Linked DNA regions of Homo sapiens: all the other regions are linked to region 2. The links are chromatin loops, found by intact Hi-C in ENCODE. Cell type or tissue: OCI-LY7. All regions are shown on one strand. Links, peaks and the distances in the headings refer to the core of each region. The heading gives the core; the rest is flanking DNA. Region 1 overlaps CARMIL1 (capping protein regulator and myosin 1 linker 1). Region 2 overlaps CARMIL1 (capping protein regulator and myosin 1 linker 1). Region 3 has its middle 13 kb from the start of CARMIL1. Region 4 overlaps CARMIL1 (capping protein regulator and myosin 1 linker 1).

The links. Hi-C counts contacts between places; a loop is a spot of excess contacts. Peaks named below come from ENCODE experiments on the same cell type or tissue, not always from the same donor. Only the 100,000 strongest peaks of a DNase experiment are listed, where the experiment ranks them.
Region 1: it touches region 2 in a loop (6-fold over the local background); 3 of 110 quality-filtered maps call a loop at or near these places.
Region 3: it touches region 2 in a loop (6-fold over the local background); 98 of 110 quality-filtered maps call a loop at or near these places.
Region 4: it touches region 2 in a loop (2.5-fold over the local background); 11 of 110 quality-filtered maps call a loop at or near these places.

Annotation. Positions count from the first base shown.
Region 1 is chr6:25,384,898-25,389,897 of GRCh38, forward strand. The region is part of intron 2 of CARMIL1 (capping protein regulator and myosin 1 linker 1); the gene reads left to right. The region is part of intron 1 of LOC124901281 (a long non-coding RNA gene); the gene reads right to left. Among named protein-coding and RNA genes, the nearest start is that of CARMIL1, 110 kb to the left of the region's middle. In OCI-LY7, for the core only: no CTCF peak of the experiment used is centred there; DNase peaks (open chromatin) are centred at 2,124, 2,794, 3,224 and 4,044; H3K4me3 peaks cover 4,602 bases; H3K27ac peaks cover 5,000 bases.
Region 2 is chr6:25,488,339-25,493,338 of GRCh38, forward strand. CARMIL1 (capping protein regulator and myosin 1 linker 1) reads left to right here. Exons shown (of 37, transcript NM_017640.6): 13 at 144-247; 14 at 3,394-3,471; 15 at 3,610-3,686. Among named protein-coding and RNA genes, the nearest start is that of SCGN, 160 kb to the right of the region's middle. In OCI-LY7, for the core only: CTCF peaks have their summits at 206 and 1,943 (motif pointing left); DNase peaks (open chromatin) are centred at 1,263 and 1,913; H3K27ac peaks cover 745 bases.
Region 3 is chr6:25,262,504-25,270,300 of GRCh38, forward strand. No RefSeq gene overlaps it. Among named protein-coding and RNA genes, the nearest start is that of CARMIL1, 13 kb to the right of the region's middle. In OCI-LY7, for the core only: CTCF peaks have their summits at 3,355 (motif pointing right) and 3,574; a DNase peak (open chromatin) is centred at 3,368.
Region 4 is chr6:25,554,235-25,559,234 of GRCh38, forward strand. It overlaps CARMIL1 (capping protein regulator and myosin 1 linker 1), which reads left to right. Exons shown (of 37, transcript NM_017640.6): 29 at 2,467-2,616. Among named protein-coding and RNA genes, the nearest start is that of SCGN, 95 kb to the right of the region's middle. In OCI-LY7, for the core only: CTCF peaks have their summits at 2,393 (motif pointing left) and 2,608; a DNase peak (open chromatin) is centred at 2,377.

The sequences.
Region 1 (5,000 bases), core at 1-5,000, 100 kb before region 2:
GAATTTCCTTTTGGATAGATGTAACACTATTTAATTTCGCCCATCCATTCATCTATCCAAGCATCCAGCAAACATTTATCGAGTACCTATTATGTGCTGAGTACTCTTTTAGATGCTGGAGGGACAATGATTAATAAGATAATCTTTCTTTACAGAGTTCACATTCGGTGAGAGAGGAAAGTTGGACATTAAAACAGATAGTAATGTGGTGAGCTAAGTGCAGCTATAAAGTTATGTACAACTTATCAGGAGAACCGTTATCTAAGGCATCCAGTTCACAGAAGGGAGGAGGGAACACCATGTAGGCAAGGGGAATTTCACTATTATTGCCATATATCCAAGGCCAAGAGTGGTGAGAGAATGGGCTGGAGATGTAACAAAGGTGCTCTGTGACAGAGTTTGAACTTCAGTTTGCTGGTGAGGTGTGGGGAAGTCTATGAACGGGATTCGAACAGTTGAGTGGCATGATTATATTTGTGTTCTAGAAGAATCCCTCTGGTGGCTCTGTGCAATGTGGTTTTCAGGGAGTGAGGACTGGAGACAGAGTAGATAAGTGAGAATGCTGAGGGGCCTAATGATTCGTTCATGCATTTCATTTAGTAAACATTTATTGAGCACTTACTATGGACCATGCCCTGTTATAGTCATTTGGAATTTATTTTCACATAGATAAACAGAAGAGATAAATAGTAGTAGCTTTTTTGGGATAAATAGATACCAAATAAATCACAGTGTTCGCTTTGATCATGACAAACTTTTGAATACATGTTTTCTAGAGTTATATATTGATTTGGTGGTATTTTTATTTTGGATTTGGATCAGTCAGCACTAACATAAAAAATGGCCTCTTTCATGGTGCAAATTAGTAAGGCTTCACTTTCAGCTCTTGAATTTTTCCAAGACTCATTATTCCAGTCTGTAGATTATTCTGAGCCTTAGACTCTCATTTTCTGCTCATTAGCACCTCAAAGAATGGAGAGGAAGGAAGAGAGAGAAACTTCAGTCTGACTTGCTACTTGTTAGAAGATTTGGTAAAGAAGGTGATGAAATTAATATTTAGTTTTCAAAATCAGGTTACAGATTGTTTTTGGGCTTGTTCTTGCCTGCAGTTCTTGCTTTCTCTCAACCATAGCTAACTTGCTGTCTGGATACATCCGAGTGTATTTGCCTCATGCACAATGAAGGGTAGGATTAACCTTGGAAATTTGCTGTGGGCAAATAGCCCAAGAATTAATACATTTAATAATACATTTAATTATTTTACCAATCACACTGGTTATTTGCAGTGTCAAAGCAGTTACCTTGGTATGATATAAGGACATGGAATTAATTTTGTTGTTTATAATCTTTGTGTGTGTGTGGGGTGGGTGGTGAGGACGGAATCTTGCTCTGTCGCCCAGGCTGGAGTGCAGAGGCTCAATCTTGGCTCACTGCAACCTCCACCTCACAGATTCAAGTGATCCTCCTGCCTCAGCCTTCCAGGTAGCTGGGATTACAGGTGTCTGCCACCACACCTGGCTAACTTTTTGTGTTTTTAGTAGAGATGGGGTTTCACCATGTTGGTGAAACTGCTGACCTCAAGTGATCCACCTACCTCAGCCTCCCAAAGTGCTGGGATTACAGGCCTGAGCCACCATGCCTGGCTTGTTGTTTGTAATCTGATATCTTGCTACTTGAACTTTGTTAGTATGGTTTAGGAGTAGGAACTTTAAAATGAAAACGAACACCGCCCAGGACGTTGAAGAAATAACTGTACCCACTTCATAGGGTTGTCAGGAGGGTTAAATGAGTTAATATAAGCAAAGACTAAGGTCCAGCACATAGTAAATGTCATATAAACACTGGTCATTTTTATTGATTTTACTTTGAAAGTCAATTAGAATTTGCATGAAAGTAACAAGCAATAGGTGAAAATCATGATAGTACTAGATAATACAAGACATCATGAGGCCGGCTGTGGTGGCTCATGCCTGTAATCCTAGCACTTTGGGAGGCTGAGGTGGGCGTATCACCTGAGGTCAGGAGTTCAAGACCAGCCTGGCCAACAACATGGTGAAACCCCATCTCCACAAAAATACAAAAATTAGCCAGGCATGATGGCCGGTGCCTGTAATCTCAGCTACTTAGGAGCCTGAGGCGGGAGAATCGTTTGAACCTGCGAGGCCGAGATCGCACCATTGCACTCCAGCCTGGGTGACAGAGTGAGACTCTGTCTCCAAAAAAAAAAAAAAAAAAATCACAACAGACTAGATAACACTCTATGATGTCACCTTTTACTTCACTAAGAACACATTTAATGTACAGACTATATGCATTTTTAAATGCTCTGGTTCAAGGAAAGTTAAAAGTGTTTATAGTTATAGGTCTACATTTGAGAAATACTTGTTATGAACTGAGGAACAGGCAAATCCAGCATTTGGGCCACAACTTTTCTTTGATAGTTCCCCAGATAATAGGCTGAAGAGCATATGCAGAGATATAAAAGTCAATGAATAAGTGAATAGCTGAATCTGTTGAACACTATGCTCACAGTTTCTAGTTCAAGACAAATGAAACATTAACATAAGTTGTTCTGAATTTTCTAAGTGAAGAATTCTACCCTTCTTTAAGTTAAAAGATTTATAACCTTTTCAATAGCAGTATATATTCTGCAATTCAGCAGCTTTTCTTTCTGTGATTTTGAAGACCATCTTTTGAAGATGCAGAATTTAGAATTCCTACTTGGGGGCATTTCTTCAATTCAGTGAGCCATTCATGAGATTCAACCAATGGAAACATTAAACACAATGAGTGTGAGGAACTGAAAGTGCTTTGTTTTTTGGTTGCAGTGACTTCTAATTGAAGCAAACCAGCTATACATGTGGATGGTCATGACTTTATAATTACAATTAAAATATTTTCAGTAGAAGACTGAGGCCTCAGGGAAAGCATCGTATGAAATAGAGAATAATCACCAGATGCAACTATGGGCCCCTTTTCCGAGTGGGTAATGATTTCTTTGCCTCTAGCTGTGAGTTGGCAAATGGACTCTGTCATTTTGGGTATCTGTTGGAAGAAAGAAAAGGAAGGAACAGAACGATGAGAGAAACAGTTCATAAGAAAAAAAGAGAAAAAGATCTTGAGCAGATAGGCAAGTAGAAGTAAAAATCCTCACTGTTTGAGGCCTCCAGACCTTGTTGAACCATGTTACTATTGTAGCATTACACCTGCAATGTGTCTGCAGGTGTTCTGGATGTTTTGAAACTCATTTGATGTAGAAGCGTTTCTTGATGTCAAGTTATGTTGGATTTGGCATCATTATTCTCTCTACAACAGTAGAGTAAAGGCTGGAGAGTATTGAAAGGCTAATTTTTTTTGGTGATGTCTGCCTTAGTTAAAATAGCTACTATTAGGTGATAGAAATGAAGGTATTTAGCACACACAACAGTTTTATTATGTTTTGTCTTTTAGATGTGGATTTCTCTACTTTTTTTGTTTTGTTTTGTTTGAGATGAAGTCTCGCTCTGTCGCCCAGGCTGGAGTGCAGTGGAGCGATCTCAGCTCACTGCAACCTCCGCCTCCCGGGTTCAAGCAATTCTGCCTCAGCCTCCTGAGTAGCTGGGATTACAGGCAGGCGCCACCATGCCTGGCTAATTTTTCTGTATTTTTAGTAGAGACGGGGTTTCACCATGTTGGCCAGGCTGGTCTCAAACTCCTGACCTTGTGATCCACCTGCCTTGGCCTCCCAAAGTGCTGGGATTACAGGCATAAGCCACCGCACCTGGCCTTTTTTTATTTTATTTTATTTTAAGAGACAGGGTGTTGCTCTGTCATCTAGGCTGGAGTGCAATGGCATGATCATAGCTCACTGCAGCCTGCAACTCCTGGGCTCAAACAATCCTTTCACCCCAGCCTCTCAAAGTGTAGCAGCTGGGACTATAGGCACAGACCACCACACCCAGCACATTTTTACAATTTTTTTGTAACAAAAAAGGGAGGCTTCTTTTTGTTGCCCAGGCTGGTCTTGAATTCATGGCCTCAAGCGATCTTCCTGTGTCGGCCTCCAAAAGTGCTGAGATTACAGACATGAGCCACCACACCTGGCCTCTACTTAACAGGCACTACCAAGAAAGTAGGAATGACTGCCCTAAGGGGAATTAGCTTTTACTCCTTACTGATGGGGATTTCCTGCCTCCACTACTAGAGAAACCCACATTTCCATGTTTTACGTTCAGTACTCACCAAACATTTCCAAGTGCCTGGCACTGTGCTTGTCTCATCCACAGATGCTCTGCCAGTAGAAAATGGAATGGTTTTAATTGAGAAGACATGAGGAGGACTTCTATTTCTTAATTGGAGTCTATAAGCAAACTTCAAAAGAATCTTTCAGCTTCTCATTGGTTTAAAAATTATGACACTGTCTATTATATGTTTTGCATAACTTTAAATCTTCTTTTAGTCATATTGTATTGTTTTCTTTTTTGAGATTTGGGGGGGTCTTGCTGTGTTGCCCAGGCTGCCCTTGAACTCCTGGACTCAAGCTATCCTCCTGCCTCAGCCTCCCAAGAAGCTGGGGATACAGGCATGTGGCATAGTCAAATTGTTTTGCAAAAGTGTTAGCTGCTTGAGATTTTAGGCAGATTGGAAGGTGTCGATCACTTCTTTTCTCCAAAGTGTAAAATGGAATAATTGCTGGAATTGGATGTCAGTTTGTTTTTATTCTAGACACTATGAAACATGACTAATGATGCCAGGAATACTTGAGTCAGCATGTGAAAAGGAAAAAGCAATGAGTTGTTTCTGCCCAGTGATCAGAGCCAATTAAGCAGGGTAAGGCAAGCTAATGTTGGTGTGGGCCGCAGCAATGAAGATTTTGTCTGTCTTGTTCTGTATGTGTAGGACTCATGATAATTACAAGAGGGCATGCAATATCAGCAGAATACAGTTTAGGAATGAAGAATCAGGAGACACTGAGTTTCCTGCCTAGGAAAATTTTCTGTGTGAGACTAGCCACTGGTGTT
Region 2 (5,000 bases), core at 1-5,000:
TCATAGCGCCACCTTTCAGGGACAGTGCTCATGGTTAACCTCAGTCCTGCAATTTGATGGAAGTGTTGGGCCATTTATAGAAACACAAACCTCATTTTGTTTCCTGGAGTGCAAACTGAGCCTGGATTTTCTTGATGTTGCAGGGGTGAACAGCCTTTCTCAGTCACTCAGTGCCAATCCATTGACCGCCTCTACCCTTGTCCACCTCGACCTCTCAGGGAACGTCCTTCGTGGAGATGACCTCTCAGTAAGTTTTCTTTTCTTTATTCCATCTTCGAAGAAGCTGTGTTTAATAAGCCTGGAATAATTCTAAACATGTCTTTGTAGTGCATTTTCCTGCCTCTCTCTTTGTCATGACACCTTTGAATCATTTAGTTACGAGCTTATGAAGTGTTTTACTGAAAATTCCAGAGCATTCGTTAATTAAATGTCATATATCACCACAATTATTTTTTTTTCTCATTTAGTGATGCTGAAGTTCACATTTTTTTGGAAGTAATGCTGTTGAAGAATTTTTTTCTTCATTTAAAAACATTAGCTTACAGGGACCAGGCATGGTGGCTCACACCTGTAATCCCAGCACTTTGGGAGGCTGAGGCAGGCAGATCACGAGGTCAGGAGATCGAGACCAGCCTGGCCAACATGGTGAAACCCCATCTCTACTAAAAATACAAAAATTAGCCAAGCATGGTGGCACTTGCCTGTAGTCCCAGGTACTCAGGAGGCTGAGGCAGGAGAAGTGCTTGAACCCTGGAGGCGGAGGTTGTGGTGAGCCGAGATTACACCACTGCACTCCAGCCTGGGCGACAGTGTGAGTCTCCGTATCAAACAATAACAACAACAACAACAACAAAAACCCATTAGCTTACAGGTTAAAATTGCCTGGTAAGGAAGATTGGGCACATTAACTGAACTTTCTCATTATTATTATTGTTACTGGGAAGACTGATGGTTATAGGTTACAATTGAAAGGGAGTATTGGGATAAACCTGAGCACTCGTCTATTCCGTGAATAAAATAGGGAGAAGAGTGGTCAACATATAACCTGGGGCCATTTCTTCGGAGTTTGAATATGAAGGCAAAAACTACTCTCTCAATTATAATAAAATTTTTAATGTAACTGAATCAATAATGTAATATTTGGCAGATCTTTGACACAGTGGATTAGGTATTATCTCATTTCCATATGTGGCAAATGATCCCCTCTAGTCACCAAGATAGAATTGTTTCTTTAACAACATGGCCTACACCCAGCGGCCATCTTTGAATGGCCTTAATTTGCATTCCACTGCTTTGCCACAGGGCTGAAAAACACTGTGAAATTTATTCTTATTTCTCTTGTTTTGGTTTACCTGTAAGGCAGGAAGTACAAATGAAGGCCTTTTTGTATTTTTTTTTCCTTTTCCTCTCCCTTGAACTTAAAATTATTTAAATAATACTTGATTCCTGGTGTGCCACGATTTTTCAATCCATTTTCCAGTTTCAGTTGTTACCTTCACTGACAGTTCATAAATCTGCTCCCCCCCAAAATAAAACAAGGCCAATGTGACACCACCAAAATAATACTGTGGCAAAGTAGAAGAATAGAGGGAAGGATAAAAGGAAAGGCTAAAGATTAATAAGATTCAGCTAAAATAGGAACATTAATAGTCACCTAAAACAACAAAATAGCTCAAGATTTCTTTTTCTGGCCAGGGTGGGTCCTGTTGTAGCTTGCTTCTGGGGAGTGGAACGATGAGACCTGAGTGAGAGTGGGCTGGAGGGGAGAGTGGGCGGGGAAGGCAAAAGTTCCAGGAGCCTGGCGGCAGGTGCAGGAGTTTACCTGACCCTGTGCCCTCAGGGAAAGCAGCCTAGCAGGGCCTGGCCTCTTTGGAGAAGTGTGGCCAAATAGTCTTGTCACCATTTCATGGTGATAAGAGCTCCCCCAGCTGGTAGCTGGGAGCAAAGCCACAGTAAACTTAAAAGTCTCTTGAGACAATTTTTGCCAGGCAAACAGAGAGAGAGAGGCAGAGGATCTTCATGTGAGAGCAAAATGACTTTTCTGAATCAGAACTTTTCATAACAACATCCATTCTATGGCTGGGTGTAGTGGCTCACACTTAGAATTCCAGCACTTTTGGAGGCTAAGGCAGGTGGATCTCTGGGGTCCAGGGGTTTGTGACCAGCCTGGACAATATGTTGAAACCCTGTCTCTACAAAAAATACAAAAATTAGCTGGGCGTGGTGTCACATGCCTGTAGTCCCAGCCACTCAGGAGGTTGAAGCGGGAGGATGGCTTGATGCCGGGAAGTGGAGGTGGCGGTGAGCCGAGATCATACCACTGCACTCCAGCTTGGGCGATAGAGCCAGACCCTGTCTTAAAATAAATAAATAAATAAATAAATAAATAAATAAATAAATAAATAAATAAATAAAAAAAAATAAATGTCATTCTGTGTGTATGGTTATTTTAAAGTGTTAAGTGTTTACAGGCTATTTTTTTGCTCTTCTGAATTCCTTGATAGGATTCTTCTGAAGCACCATATAGCCAAACTGCTACACATAGTAAATGTTTGCAAGGACGTACTCAGTATAAGCTTGTTTGTTTTTGCAAGTATCCAGTGGCATCCAGTGAAGCAGAGGAGAATTTAAGCTATTTGCCTGGTGGCAGGGAGCTTGGACTCAGCTTGTTATGGGTGGGCTCTGGCAGTTGCTACACATACAGGGTAATTCCAGAACAACATTGCTGTTGATGTTCAGTATCTCAGTTGAACTGATCTGTTGATCAGTCTCATTATTTTGATGGCCTTGAATGAGAGGACTGGGGAAGTTTAAGCATTGTGACCCCCTGAAACCAGAAGTGTCTTAGCTATTAGTGAAATTTTTAAAAAAGCACTCATATTGCTGCCAAGCCATTCTTGTTAGCTTTGAGAAGTAACTAAGGGTAGAAAAATCATTATGTCGGACAGAAGAGAGGATAGCCTGAGACCATCCTGTGGTTCAGATTCAGATTCGTAGTTCTGCAAACACTTTCAAAAGTGATTAGCATTTTGATAGAGTGATTGCAGTTCAGGTGGTATTTTAATCTCAGGGGTTAAAATGAATTAGCACGGTTCCAAAATTGTATAATAAAAATTAAGCTATCCAGGAAAACTAAGTCATGCATAACAAAATGGGGGTTTGGTTTTCAATATTCCATTTGGCCTTTTTTTAACTCAAACATAATTTTAACTATTCTTGGGATTTTCACTGTCAGGGAACCTAAAGGAATGACAGAAAATTCTGATAATCCCCTTGGGAAGAGCAGAGAATGATCTGAGAAATTCTGGCAACTTCCTTTTAAAACATTAACTTGCATTGTGTGTATGTGTGTGTTTCTAGAATCCTAACATTTATCTTTTATTTTTTTTCAAGCACATGTATAATTTTTTGGCCCAGCCAAATGCCATTGTTCATCTGGATTTATCCAATACAGAATGTTCCCTGGACATGGTAAATTTAAAATATATATATATCTTGCTCTGAGGGGTCTCAGAAGAGCTATTTAGATGGGATGTAGGGGACCTCTAATAAAAGATTCTCCTGGACCTAGAAATACTTGAAAAGAAGAGTGCCTTATTTCTTTTTCAGGTCTGTGGAGCTCTTCTCCGTGGATGCCTTCAATATTTAGCTGTGCTCAACCTCTCCAGAACTGTCTTCTCTCACCGGTATAGATTTATTTCTGCTCTCATTGTCATCTGGAAGTGTCTTCTTCTGAGAAAAGTTGTAGTGATAAGGAAAACAGTGATAAAGGGTGAATGTTGTATATGAAAGAAGGCAGCCTTAAGCATTATCTATGAATATTAGTCCTTGAACATTCAAGTTTTTGTTTTATCATTTTAAGTGTAGGTTAATGTTCTTACCAATAATTCTAGCCTGCCTGCGTGAACTATGTGATAATACACTATTTCTCCTATGTGGTCAGGCAATCTGTCTTAATATGGGAAAAACCCTTTTAGAAACTTTTATAGGTATTTCTCACGGGTGAGCTTGGATGTAGGTATAAACTACTTTCAGAGAGTAAAGAGAATAGTTATCTCAAAGCTCATGCATTTTCACTTGTAGAAGTAATCGAGGGCCAGTCTGACTACTTCACTTATACACTCCTGACTTTAATTGTTTGCAGAATAAGGCAGTAGATTAGAAGCATCAAGGATTCACAGACAGTAGCAACTTAGAATGCAAAGAGACTGCAGAGGAATTATCAGAGGAATTATGAAAAGTACATGGGTTAGATAGGTATGGAATCTGGGAATATCTAAAGAATTAATACAGTTCAACACTTAGCATTTATAATTATGACCATAAATTATAAATAATATTTTAGTTATATGATTTTAAATAACATGGGTATTGGTTAATATTAGAAATATTTTTATTTTTGCTAGTTTTTAAAGGCCTTATATATTTAAAAGGATAACCCTCACTTATTTGGAAAATTCAGTTTTGTAGCATGCTTTATTCCATAACTGTGCCTTGCAAATCAATTACTTTGTATGTTAAAGTACTATTTTTTATTACTTCAATAGTGATTAAATCTTTACAGTAGCAAAAATATGCCACAAATACCTCCATAGATTAAAGTTAGAGAGTGTGAAGTCTGAAAATATAATGGTGGGAAAAGTTGAATTTTCCATGATAACTATATTTTGGCGAACATTTGAGAGTTTTAATTGAAACCTAGTCAACTCATATATTTGAAGCCAGCTTATAAAGCCATGCTTTGGTGGAGGAGTAATTGACTGGGGAACTAGGTTACAAGATGAAAGCACAGACTATAAAGGTTTTTGTATAATCAGCACTTTTGAGTTCAAAATACTGTGAATTCTGTGATGACTGGTCTTCAGTAGAGCTGTTAAGCTTATAGAACAGAATTGCGCTAACAAATTGTCTTGTCTTCCACATGAAAGGTTGTTATTAAACTGTTTAATACCTAATACGTTACCTAGATATAGTTGTAGAAAGCCCTTAGTAATTTTGTT
Region 3 (7,797 bases), core at 1,071-6,070, 220 kb before region 2:
TAAAAAAAAGGCCAATGTGAGCACGGCTGGAACTGGAGGACGTTATGTTAAGTGAAATAAGCCAGGAACAGAAAGTTAAACACCACATGTTCTCACACATATGTGGAAGCTAAAAAAAAAAAAAATGTTGAGCTCATAGAAGTAAAAAGTAGGACAGAGGATACCAGAGGCTGGGGAGGGTCATGGGAAGGGTGGGTCGGGGGCAGGATAGGGAGAGATTTGTTAAAGGACAAAATTACAGGTAGATAGGAGGAATAAGTTCTATTGTTCTATACCACTGTAGGTAATACATAGTTTCGAATAGCTAGAGGAGGAGGAGGATACAGAATGTTCCCAACCCAAGAAATGACCATTGTTTCAGATGATGGATATGCTAATTACCCTGATCTAATCACCATACATTATGTTTCAAAACAATACTATATACCCCCATGAATATGTACAATTATTATTTGTCAGTTTAAAGGTTTTTAAAAGATTAAAATTAAAAAAAAAAAGAAAAAAACCCGGCCGGGCGCCGTGGCTCACGCCTGTAATCCCAACACTTTGGGAGGCCGAGGCGGGCGGATCATGAGGTCCCGAGATCCAGACCATCCTGGCTACTTTCGTGTCTACTAAAAATACAAACAGGGCCTGTAGTCCCAGCTACTTGGGAGGCTGAGGCAGGAGAATGGCATGAACGCAGGAGGTGGAGCTTGCAGTGAGCTGAGATCGGGCCACTGCACTCCAGCCTGGGCGAGAAAAAAAAAAAAAAAAGAAAGGAAAGAAGAAAGAAAGAAAGAAAGAGAGAGAGAGAGAGAGAGAGAGAGAGAGAGAGAAAGAAAGAAAGAAAGAAAGAAAGAAAGAAAGAAAGAAAGAAAGAAAGAAAGAAAGAAAGAAAAAAGGCCGCCCGGTGCGGTGGCTCATGCCTGTAATCCGAGCACTTTGGAAGACCGAGGCGGGCGGATCACGAGGTCAGGAATTCAAGACCAGCCTGATCAACACAGTGAAACCCCATCTCTACTAAAAACACACAAAAAATTAGCCAGGTGTGGTGGCTGGTGCCTGTGGTCCCAGCTACTTGAGAGGCTGAGGCAGGAGAATTGCTTGAACCCAAGAGGCGGAGATTGCAGTGAACCAAGATAGTGCCACCCCACTCCAGCCTGAGCAACACAGTGAGACTCTGTCTCAGAAAAAAAAGAAAAAAAAACATTTTCTGTGTGCCTGACACATAGAAAATCAGCAAGATGTATCTCTCAGGGCAGACTCTCACTGACTCATCCCATAGAGGCTGTCATTCAAGCATTTATTAAATCATGATGTGAAATGCAACAGTCATAAATTCTGGAATGTTTAACCCATTTAGCACGGGGGAGGGTAGAAAAGTCACATAGTAGCACTCAATAAATGTTAGTTCACATCCCCTTTATAACTGTAAAGTTCTGCAAAGGCAATACTAGTGTTTATTTTCGTATGGAGAAATAAAATAGAACAAGCATGATATCATGAAAACAACACTTAAAATGAGAGTTCTAGCTTTGCCAATAACTAGCTGTATGATATTAGGAAAATTATTCTCACTGGACTCCATCTGTAGTAACTGGAGTTTGGTATATTGGAAATTTCCAAGTGAGTTCCACAAAACACTAATGTCTTTTAGGATGTTAATAGGAGCTAAATGAGAAAGAATCTGTGATCAAGTCCTATTTGTAAGTGGACTGAATGTTTGTGTCCCCCCCAGATTCATATTTTGAAGTCTTCACCTCCTGTATGGCTGTATTTGGAGATGGGGCCTCTAAGGAAGTATTTAAGGTTGAATTAGGTCATAAGGGTGCAGAACTGATCCAATTGGATTAGTGTCATTAATAGAAGAGACATAAGAAGAGCACCTCTCACTCTCTCCAATATCATCCTCCAAGAAAAGACCCTGTGAAGACAAAACAAGAAGGCAGGTATGTGTAAGCCAGGAAGAGAGCCTTCACTGGAAACCTAACAAGTCAGCACCTTGATCTTGAACTTCCAGCCTCCAGACTGTAAGAAAATTAATTTTTCTTGTTTAAGACCCTAGCCCATGATATTTTTTTATGGCAGCCCAAGCTGCCAAATACGGTTTTATGTATAACCCTTCTCAAAGATTTCTAATACTCGGAGAAGTTCTTTTTTTTTTTTTTTTTTTTTTTTTTTTTGAGACGGAGTCTCACTGTCGCCCAGGCTGGAGTGCAGTGGCGCAATCTCGGCTCACTGCAAGCTCCGCCTCCCAGGTTCACGCCATTCTCCTGCCTCAATACTCTAAGAAGTTCTACAGTGAAAAAAAAAAAAAAAAGAAAGAAAGAAAACAAGGGAAATTTATCTAATGTACTGCTTCTGAAACTTATTTGTCTATTAAACACTTTTTTAAAATCACCATCTTTTGAAACAGGGCTTGGGAAACACTAGCCAGGATTTTTCAGTTCTGTCAGTTCTGAAACTAGGATTCCTTCTAAAACCTATACGATGTAACTGATAAAGTTAGATTTAAACATGAGTGAGACTCCACTTATAAACTAGGTTATAACAAGGAAATTCAAAGGAGATTGTAAATGCAGAGGCAGCACAGTGAATGAAGTAAACACTTGAAAAACAGCATCATATGTCATGCGTGGTGGCTCATGCCTGTAATCCCAACATTTTGGGAGGCTGAGTTGGGCGGATCACCTGAGGTCAGGAGTTCGAGACCAGCCTGCCCAACATGGTGAAACCCCGTCTCTATTAAAAATACAAAACTTAGCCAGGTGTGGTGGCAGACACCTGTAATTCCAGCTACTCGGGAGGCTGAGACAGAAGAATTGCTTGAACCCAGGAGGTGGAGGTTGCAATGAGCCGAGATCGCACCACTTCACTCCAGCCTGGGAAACAGAGCTCCATCTCAAGAAAAAAAGAAGGAAGGAAGGAAGGAAGGAAGGAAGGAAGGAAGGAGAGAGAGAGAGAGAGAGAGAGAGAGAGAGAGAGAAAGAAAGAAAGAAAGAAAGAAAGAAAGAAAGAAAGAAAGAAAAGAAAGAAAGGAAAGAAAGAAAGAAAGAAAGAAAGAAAGAAAGAAAGAAAGAAAGAAAGAAAGAAAGAAAGAAAGAAAGACCATCACTGCTTTGTGTGGAGACAGCTTCTGTGTTCTTTCAGGACAACTTGAGAAGTTTTACCAACAAAAACTCTCCTGGGATCTCCATTTGTTCATTCCATAAATATTGAGTGCTTACGGTGTGTCAGGGACTGTTCTAAACACTAGCATGATAGATGGCATCATGAGACACCAACGTGTGTCAGAAGAGAGCTCTCATTGCAAACACTAATTTGTACAGATTTTTAATTGCAGCATGAGCAAAAGTAGCTAGCAACTCTGCTAGTTACCAGCAGATGGCAGTAGCAGTCACTTCTTTACTGGCATTTTAGATTGGGAATGTGTAGAAGCACCACAACCTATCATCAGAACTACTCTGTGGTGTCAATGTGTGACTTAGGGACAGTTATCTAACCCGTCTGGAGTGAAGCTTCCCTATTTAAATACTAGAGATAATAAAAGCACCTACCTCTTAAGTTGTCTCGAGAGTTACATGAGATAAAACACTTGAAGTGCTTTATCTTCAACATGAAGGAAGGGTTAATAAATGCTAGTTATTACTTAGTATGGTTGATACTGTTTTTTTGCCATTTGACAAAATGTCAATTATCCAAAAGAGGAAGAGAAGCAGATGGCTAAAAGTTGTATTGCTTCATAGAGCAATAACAATATCAGCAATAAAGGAAAAGAAAATCTAAATATCTAAAAATATAACAAAGGGTGCAATACAATCTTAAGGTAATCGCTAGAAAGAAAGCAAAAATCTGAGCAGGTTTTTAAATTAGTACTTTTCCAACAGGTCACTTTTAAAGTATTTTGACTGTCTGATAACTCCCTACCTGCGCTGACTCAACATAATTGTGAATTATTTGTAAATTTCCTATTCATCAAAGATGCAGCAGATTTGCGAACAGAGTTTCTAGCTAGATAGCCAAGGGAATCATGGGGCTATTAGACAGCTAACTTTTTTTCTTAAGCTTATTGTTTATTGGAACCAAAGATAAGTTGTTTCAAGGCTAGGACCTCCGGAATGACTCAGTTAAAATGAGCCAGAATTCAGAATTTAGAAGCCTCAGAGCCAGCTTACCTCACTTCTTAAAAATATTTGGAGGAAAACACTAGGGAACTGAGTTGTAATGGGGAGGTGGGTAAGAGGAGTAAAACCCTCTTATATACCCTTGAGAGCTGTTTGAACAGCAAAGATTCCCAAAACAGGGACAAACTATTTCTAGGGATAATCTATATATGCAAATATAACTGTTTATTGAATGAATTCGTCCATATGGGAACGATTATGATGCTTCAGGACATGGATGATTTCACTACAATCTCAAGAGTTCAGTTAAAGAGGAAAACTTTCCATCTGCAATCCAAAACATCCCACACTTTTCTCTAGTAACAAATAGGGAGGTCTCAAAAGACAAGTTATCCTTTTTAGGAGATCTCCACAGCCTGAACTAATGAGCAACTGAACAATAATAATCTCATTTTTATGACAATTCATGTGACGACATTGAACAATGGGAAAATAGGAGATAAGCAATGCTGATGAAATGTGTCAGTGGCTTAGCATCATTGATGGCTATTATTATTTTTACTTCTTATGTGGCCAGATTTTTTAAACAGAAAATTTGGAAAGATTTCTCAGACTGCTATTTTCTCTTTTTAGGTTGACTTATTTATTGCCCCCACTTCAGAAATTACTTTTTGAAATTGCCCCAGATATCAGGTTCCAGAGGACAGAAGCAAACAACAAAGGTTAATCCTGAGTATACAGATATTAATAAAAATAGAAAAGAAATGTGAAAAATAAGTACATTCACTAATAAAAGTAGTTTAGTATTCTTTTTGTGATTGATCAATATGCTAAAAATACAACACACACACACATACACAACAAAGTTAGTAAAACTAAACAAAAACACGTATCGCCCATCATTCAGCATTCACAATACAATGATTTGCTGAAATTTCTCTTAATTTTTTCTATGTTTTATGCCAACTTTATTGTGGTAGCAGATTGTGGTATATTCCCTCCCCTAGAGCATGGAAGGGACCTGTAAATATGATGGGATCTTTCATTATTAGGTTGTGTTATATGTAGTACAGATGACTTTAAGAAAGAGGGACTAGGGTGAGGAGGAAAGGGAGGGAGAGAATTAACCTAATGCATGCAGGGCTTAAAGCCTAGATGACAAGTTGATGGGTACAGAAAACAACCATGGCACTTGTATACCTATGTAACAAATCTGCACGTTCTGCACATGTATCCCAGTACTTAAAGTTAAATAAATAAATAAATAAATAAATAAATAAAGAGAGAGAGAGAGAGAGAGAGAGAGAGAGAGACTAGCCAGGTGCAGTGAGTGGCTCACGCCTGCAATCCCGCACTCTGGGAAGCCAAGGCAGGCAGATTGCTTGAGTCCAGGAGTTTGAGACCAGCCTGAGCAATGTAGTGAAACCCTGTCTCTACTAAAAATACAAAAATGTTAGCCACGCATGGTGGTGTGCACCTGTAATCCCAGCTACTCAGGAGGCTGAGACAGGAGAATCACTTGAGCCTGGGAGGTTGAGGCTGCAGTGAGCCAATATTGTGCCACCGCACTCCAGCCTGGGCAACCACAGTGAGACCCTGTCTCAAAAAAAAAAAAAAAAAAAAAAAGAGAGAGAGAGAGAAAGAGAGACTATACTTGGTGGTCCTGACCTGTCCAGGTGAGTCCTTAAAAAGGACAAGTCTCTTTCTGGTGAAAGAGGTTAGAAGCATGAGAGGAGTTTGATGCAAGAGAGATTCTAGCTTTGCTCACTTTGAAAATGGAAAGGGGCCACATGCCAAGGAAAGTAAGCTGGCCCTCGGAGCTGAGAATGGGCCCTGAGTGACAGCCAGCAAGGAAACAGAGATTTCAGTTCCATAATCACAAGGAACTAAATTCTGTCAACATCCTGAATGAGGTACAAAGCAGATTCTTCCCAATAACCTACAGAAATAAACATTTCTAGTAATATATATATCATTCTGAGAGTTATTTTATCTTTTCTGATTTCCAAAAATAGAATCCCCATGGAATCTGAGGTTAGACAACTGTATGCCTCCTGTTACCACAAGTACACACTCTTTTGTGTCTAGATTTCTTTTTCTTAGCATAATGTTTTTGAGATTCATCCATATTGCCATATATAATATTAGTTCATTTCGTTTTATTGCTGAGTGTTTCTCTCTCTTTATTTTATTTTATTTATTTTTTTGAGACAAGATCTCACTCTGTCACCCAGGCAGGAGTACAGTGGTGGGATCATGGCTCACTGTAGTCTCGACCTTCTGGACTCAGGTGAGTCTTCCATCTTAGCTTCCCAGGTAGCTAGGACTACAGGCACACACCACCATGCCCAGCAAATTTTTTTTTTTTTTTTTTTGAGACGGAGTCTTGCTCTGTAGCCCAGGCTGGAGTGCAGTGGTGCCATCTTGGCTCACTGCAAGCTCTGCCTCCCAGGTTCACACCATTCTCCTGCCTCAGCCTCCCGAGTAGCTGGGACTACAGGTACCCACCACCACACCTGGCTAATTTTTTGTATTTTTAGTAGAGACGGGGTTTCACCGTGTTAGCCAGGATGGTCTCCATCTCCTGACCTCGTGATCCGCCCTCCTCGGCCTCCCAAAGTTCCGGGATTACAGGCGTGAGCCACCATGCCTGGCCTGCTTAGGATTTTCTATGTATACAGTCATGCCATCTTCAAATAAGACAGGCTTTTCTTCCTTTCTGCCCATTATGTCTTTCATTTCTTATTCTTGCCTTATTAGTATTGCTAAGACTTCTAGCATAATATTGAGTATAAATAGGAAGAGTAGATACTCTTGTCTTGGTTCTGATTTAAGGAGGGAAGCATAAGGGGGACTAAATGCTTCCACCAGTAAATATAACATTACTTATAGGTTTTCCATAGATTCAATTTATTAATTTGAGGAAATTCTCCTCTATCCTAGTTAATGAGAGTTTTTATTTTGAATGGATGTTGAATTTTGCCTTATGGTTGTTTGTGTGTGTAAAGAGATAATTGATGTGACTGTTTTTCCTTTTCTTTATGGGATGGTTTTTATTTTGAAATTCAAATGTCTTTCGTAGATTTAGGGCTTTTCAGATTTTTTCTATTTCTTCTTGAGTCACTTTTGACATTTTTATCTTTCAAGGGATGTGTAGGTTTCATTTAACCTGTAAAATTTATTGGCATAATGTTCTTCATAATATCTCCAATATTATCCCTTTTAATATTTGTAATCATGTCCCCCTCTCATTCCTAATATTGGTCATTTGTGTCTTCTATCTTTTTGTCTTGATCAGTCCACCAAGTGTTGCATAAAATTTAATAAATTTTTTTGCAAAGACCCAGATTAAGTTTTACTAATTTTAAAAAGTTATGGGTCCAATTTCAATTTCATTGATTTCTGCTATGACCTGTATTATTTTCTTTCTTCTATTTACTTTGGATTTTATTTTCTCTTCTTTTCCCAGCTTCTCAAAGTCTCCACCAGATGCCCAAAATGAGAACAGATGACTTCCCACTTGGACTGGTCAGAACTCAAATATCTCTCTGCCCTGTGTGAGCTCTAGAAGTAGTTCACCTTACAATTCTCCAGTGGTTTTTGCCTGCCCTTGTGGAGTTTCACCTTATTCCTGTCTGGCCACATACACAGCAAAGACTCAAAGAGACCCCTATGCAGATTTTTGGAGCTC
Region 4 (5,000 bases), core at 1-5,000, 66 kb after region 2:
TCCTTTCTCTTCTATGTTGCTTCTAGCCATTCTGGAGCATGTTAGAACTTCTCCAGAGGGAATGATAAGGGAAAGCAGAACTGATTGTATCCAGAAATCTTATTGTTCATTTATTATAAAGGTCAAAAGCTTGGGGAAGAAATGTTGAGACTGAAGTCTGAAATTAACATTTTAATTTATCTTTGCTCATTTTGTTGTTGATATGATTATTTGATAATGGACTATTCTAAAAACATGGGAGAAAATAAAAATATTTGAATAAAGAAAGTGCAAGAACAAAATGGGCATAATTTAGTAATGGATAGCTGCTGACTGCCCCACAGGTGCCTTGGATATAACCAAGGTAAAAAAAAAATTTCTTCATCTAGAGACTGGTTCTGCCTCAAGGTAGGGGATTTTACTTCCAATATCAGTGCATATGAAAAAATGTATCAGAAACTCAATGTTGCGCAAACTTCAGGAAGTTCTCTGAGGTACAGATGAAGCTTTTATAACTGGTTATATCTAATGCCTCAATATGATGCAGTGGAAGTCTCCCAGGAAAGTTATAGCAATGTTTCCTTCAAGAAAAATAATTCTTCAATGTTTTCTTAACTGTGCGGGATGGAGATACCAGTTTTATGGCATTGAATTGTTGGGTGACCCTAGAGAATCCTAAAATGAGAGGAGCAGCAATAGCTTCTTCTGCGTGAAACAGACAAAATGCATGTTTTTGAAAAATTCATTTGAGAAAAACGTGTAAGACTGTCTTCCAAAATCTGAAAGACAAGACAGATATCTCTAATAGCACAATTCAAATGCTGCCTGTGGACCAGAGGTGGCCCACTAATGGATGGTTCCCCAGAGGAAGCATCCAGAAACTTCTTGAGCTTCCAATATCAGTGCATATGAAAAAATATAGTTTTTCATTGTAGCACCAAAAAAGATAGAGTATCCAAACACATGTTATCTTTCTGATTTTTCTTTTTTATTGTATTTTAACAGTGTATTGGTTTGTGCTAAATTGGAAATATAAAAAACCAGTTTATCACCACATTGAATGTAAGAAACACTGTTTTCTATTTCCTGGCACAGTAAAGAGCTACATGATTGTTTAGAGCTCCTGATTCAGCCTTTTTTTAAATAAGTACAAACAAAAGCAATAGAGTATTCATTCATTCATTCATTCATTCATTCATTCATTCAGGATGGAGTCTTGCTCTGTCACTCAGGCCAGAGTGCAGTGGTGCGATCTTGGCTCACTGCAACCTCTGCCCCTAGGTTCAAGTGATTCTCCTGACTCAGCCTCCCGAGTAGCTGGGATTACAGGTGTGTGCCACCACACCTGGCTAATTTTTGTATTTTAAGTAGAGATGAGGTTTCACCATGTGAAATCCTTTCTCAGTCTCCTGACCTCAAGTGATCCACCTGCCTCAGCCTCCCAAAGTGCTGGGATTACAGGTATAAGCCACTGCACCTGGCCTAGAGCATCCTTTTAAAATAAACTTATTTTAGAAACAGTTTATTGATAACCCATGGCTCCAGGAATGGCCTTAAAATGCTTACTTATGACACAAATAGTACATATTATACTAACAGAAATCTTCATGTGAGAACTACACTGAAAGTTTGAATTTTTCACTTTTTTGCATTTGTTTTTTCTTAAAGAATTTACTCAGAAAGTATTGATTTTTTTAATTGCGAAAAAATTTGCTGAATGCACTTTTGGTTTGAACTTCATTTTAACATTAATACTGCTGATTTAGATTATAAGGAAAGAGATTAAGTCTCATATGAAGGAAATACTGTCTTCAAAATGAAACCTTGGTTTCAATGACTTTCAGATACCATTTTCACCAACTTAAGTTTGTAAACGTTCTCAAAGTTTCCGTGGACTTGCCAACTGGTTTTCATTGTTTCAGAAGAATTAAATCAAAGTTCCTGGTGTCAGATCAGCTCAGCACTGAAGTTTGTTAATTTCAGCCAAGCTTATTCTACCTCTTATTTAATTTTTTATGTTTACCTAAAGTATAACACTGGAAATTAAGAAATCATATCAAATATGGTATTCATTATATGAAAACAATGAAAGCGAGCAGGAATTAAAATTTTGCTAGTAATTTCCTTCTTTTCAGTCCTTTAAAAATAATGAAAGTTGGAATTGTTTTATTACTCTCAGATACTTTTTAGTATAGAAGGAAATTTCTTCAGAGGAATTATCAAATAAAATTAATAAAAAGAACACTACTATGTTGTCTCTTCATTTACTAAGAGATTTATAACTTATTGCTTAAAACACTCTGTCCTCCAAAGAAAGATAATAAAAGGAGGTAAGTTACTGTACTGTGAATGTATTAAGAATTGTCCTTGTCACTCGTCAGCTTTGTGCTCCACTGCGCCATCTTGTGGAAGACGTCTTCAGGAATCCTGCTAACCAGCACTTTCTCTGTACTTTAATTTCTCCTCGTACACGTCTTGACCTTCTAGGCTGACCATTTCAGCAGACGTGGCAAGACCCTTCCTCAACAAGAATCCTTAGAGATCGAGCTGGCTGAGGAGAAGCCAGTTAAACGTTCCATCATCACAGTGGAGGAGCTAACAGAGATAGAGCGTTTGGAAGATCTGGATACCTGTATGGTAAGACACATCCTCTGGTGGTACCGTTACCCTTTTCACTGGACTGTGCCATTGTTTTTTTTTTTTTTTTTAAATCTCACCTTTTGAAATCAGACCAAACAAAACACTGTCCCCACCCTCAGACAATTCTTTCAGAAAAGTCCTAAAGAGGCCGCTAATGAAGTGAATAAAGCTGAAGCTTCAGCCCCCTTCTAAGGCCCTGTAGCCATAGTGGGAAAATTCCTAATTAGGAGAAATAGATTAGGTAACTCTTAAAGGTTTTTGTGACAGGAAAATATCTTCAAATAAAATTATAAATAAGCCATTAAAAATGTGGAGAAAGACTTTTTCAAATAAAAAATATATATAGGGTGACTCTTTCTTGGTCTTACCTGTTTTCTTTTGTTACACAACTTTTTGACAAACCCTTAAATTTGGGCTTCCTGTTTAGATGAGATTCTGTTTCGTTAACCTGATTTGATGTGCTTTAGAAGATGGAATGCACACTATAATGTTTACCTAACTGTAGGTCTTAATTTCTTATCCATTTTCTAAATTTCATGTAGCATATCCATCTGGCCCTATAACTAGAGTATTTAGGTTGTTAATACCTTTTCACTCTAAGGAAAATTTTATCTGAATCCTATTTCATTATTTTAAAATTTATATTAATCAGCATAGCTACTTCTCACTTTACCATGAAACAATTGTTTGTGTCTATATCATCCTCTGTATTCAATATGTTTATGTCTTACAAAATGTTTACTTTTTAATAATTCCTTATAATCTGAGGTGGTGGTGGTAAGACTAGGTTTTGGTTACTTATATGTCCAAATGTTTCTACATTAGCTTGTGATTTTAGTAATTTTTAGATGAAGCCATTGTTAAGAAATAGTACTTGTTTTAACTTTGAACACCAAGGATCTGATATGGCCGATATTACTTTTCTAACCTAGGAGGGAATGTAGTGTGTTAAGAAGTTTACTTATTTATAAACCACTGTTATCATGTTTTAAAGTCTGTGAATAAAATATTTGAGGGTTCTCTATGTAAAGTCCTGTCCTATACAAGGAGAACAGCAAAGAAAGCCTAATGTATAATCCAAGATTGTAAGCAACATTCTAATATCACTAAATAAGGCTGAAAAACAGTTTTCTATATAATTATATAAACCTGCACATATATTTAATCTGGGTGGAGGAAATTGTCAAGTTTTTAAAAACTTGGTTGTCCATCTTATTATAACATTTATATTTCATAAGTATTTTGAGTTTGTTTGCCTTTTGAGGCATTAGAAGTTGGACACTATGTTATAGGATAATTGTTCTGGAAAGCTCTTAGACTAGCCCTAAAAGAAAACAAATAATAAGAAATAGATTTGAATTAAAAATTTGAAATCAACTCCACATACCACGTTTCCTACCAGATTTATTTGGTCATGTGTAAATTGGAAAAGGGTGAAGGAAAAAACAAGCTAGTAAAATGTATTTTATTAGGTTTATAGATGATGTGGTTTGGAATGAGGAAAAGTTGGTTATGAAAGACTGGCTCACCTACTGTAACGTTGGTTTTAAACTGTGTAAACTTTGTTTGGAAGTAAGTTTTTTTGTTTGTTTAATTTGGTTTAGTTTTGTGAAAGGAAGAAAAAGGTTGTTTGTTTGTTTTAAGTGAGTGAGTTGAGGGTGGAGGAAAGGAATAATTTTAAAAAATGCAGTTGGAAGACCACCCTCAGAACTTAAGGGACAGGCCTGCAGCAGGCACAGCCCCTGTGAGTCAGCATCCATTGTAAAAACATTCATGTTGCCATGATGCCTAAAGAGGCAGGAGTAGATGTAGATCTCTTTGAATTCAACTCTCAGGACAAGCCACGTTAGGAGGGTAGACTTTATCTGGTTTAAAGGGCCAAGGAGGTAAGCAGGGAGGGCCATTCCTGAGATGAGCCTGTGTTGAGTCCTAGGGTGAGGAGCAGGGCCCTGGGTGTTGAGGGAGTGACAGAGAAACACAAGAGCTCTTCATCAAAAAAAGAATATATAGGTAGGCATGAGTTTTTAAGTCATGAAAGCAGCTTTTGTTCTAATAAATATTGTCTTCATTCATTGTTCTAACTAGGCTAATAAGTTGTTAAGTAGTAGAAAACCAGAGTTAAATTTGCTGTTAGTGTAATGAAAAAGCATATTTTTGTGTGTGTAAAAAGTGCAAGTCGGGATTTTATACTATTGATAATAATTTCGTGTATACTTTCAGCCTAACCATCAATTCCAAGCCACCCAAAGATAGAACCTTTCACATGGCAGCAGCTGCCCGAAGTGCAAGGATCCCTCTCCTAAAGGAAATCGATTTTCTGAGCTGGTACAAACTCATAGCTAATTTGGAAGGAGTAGAGCAATAGATTGCTCTTTTAATGC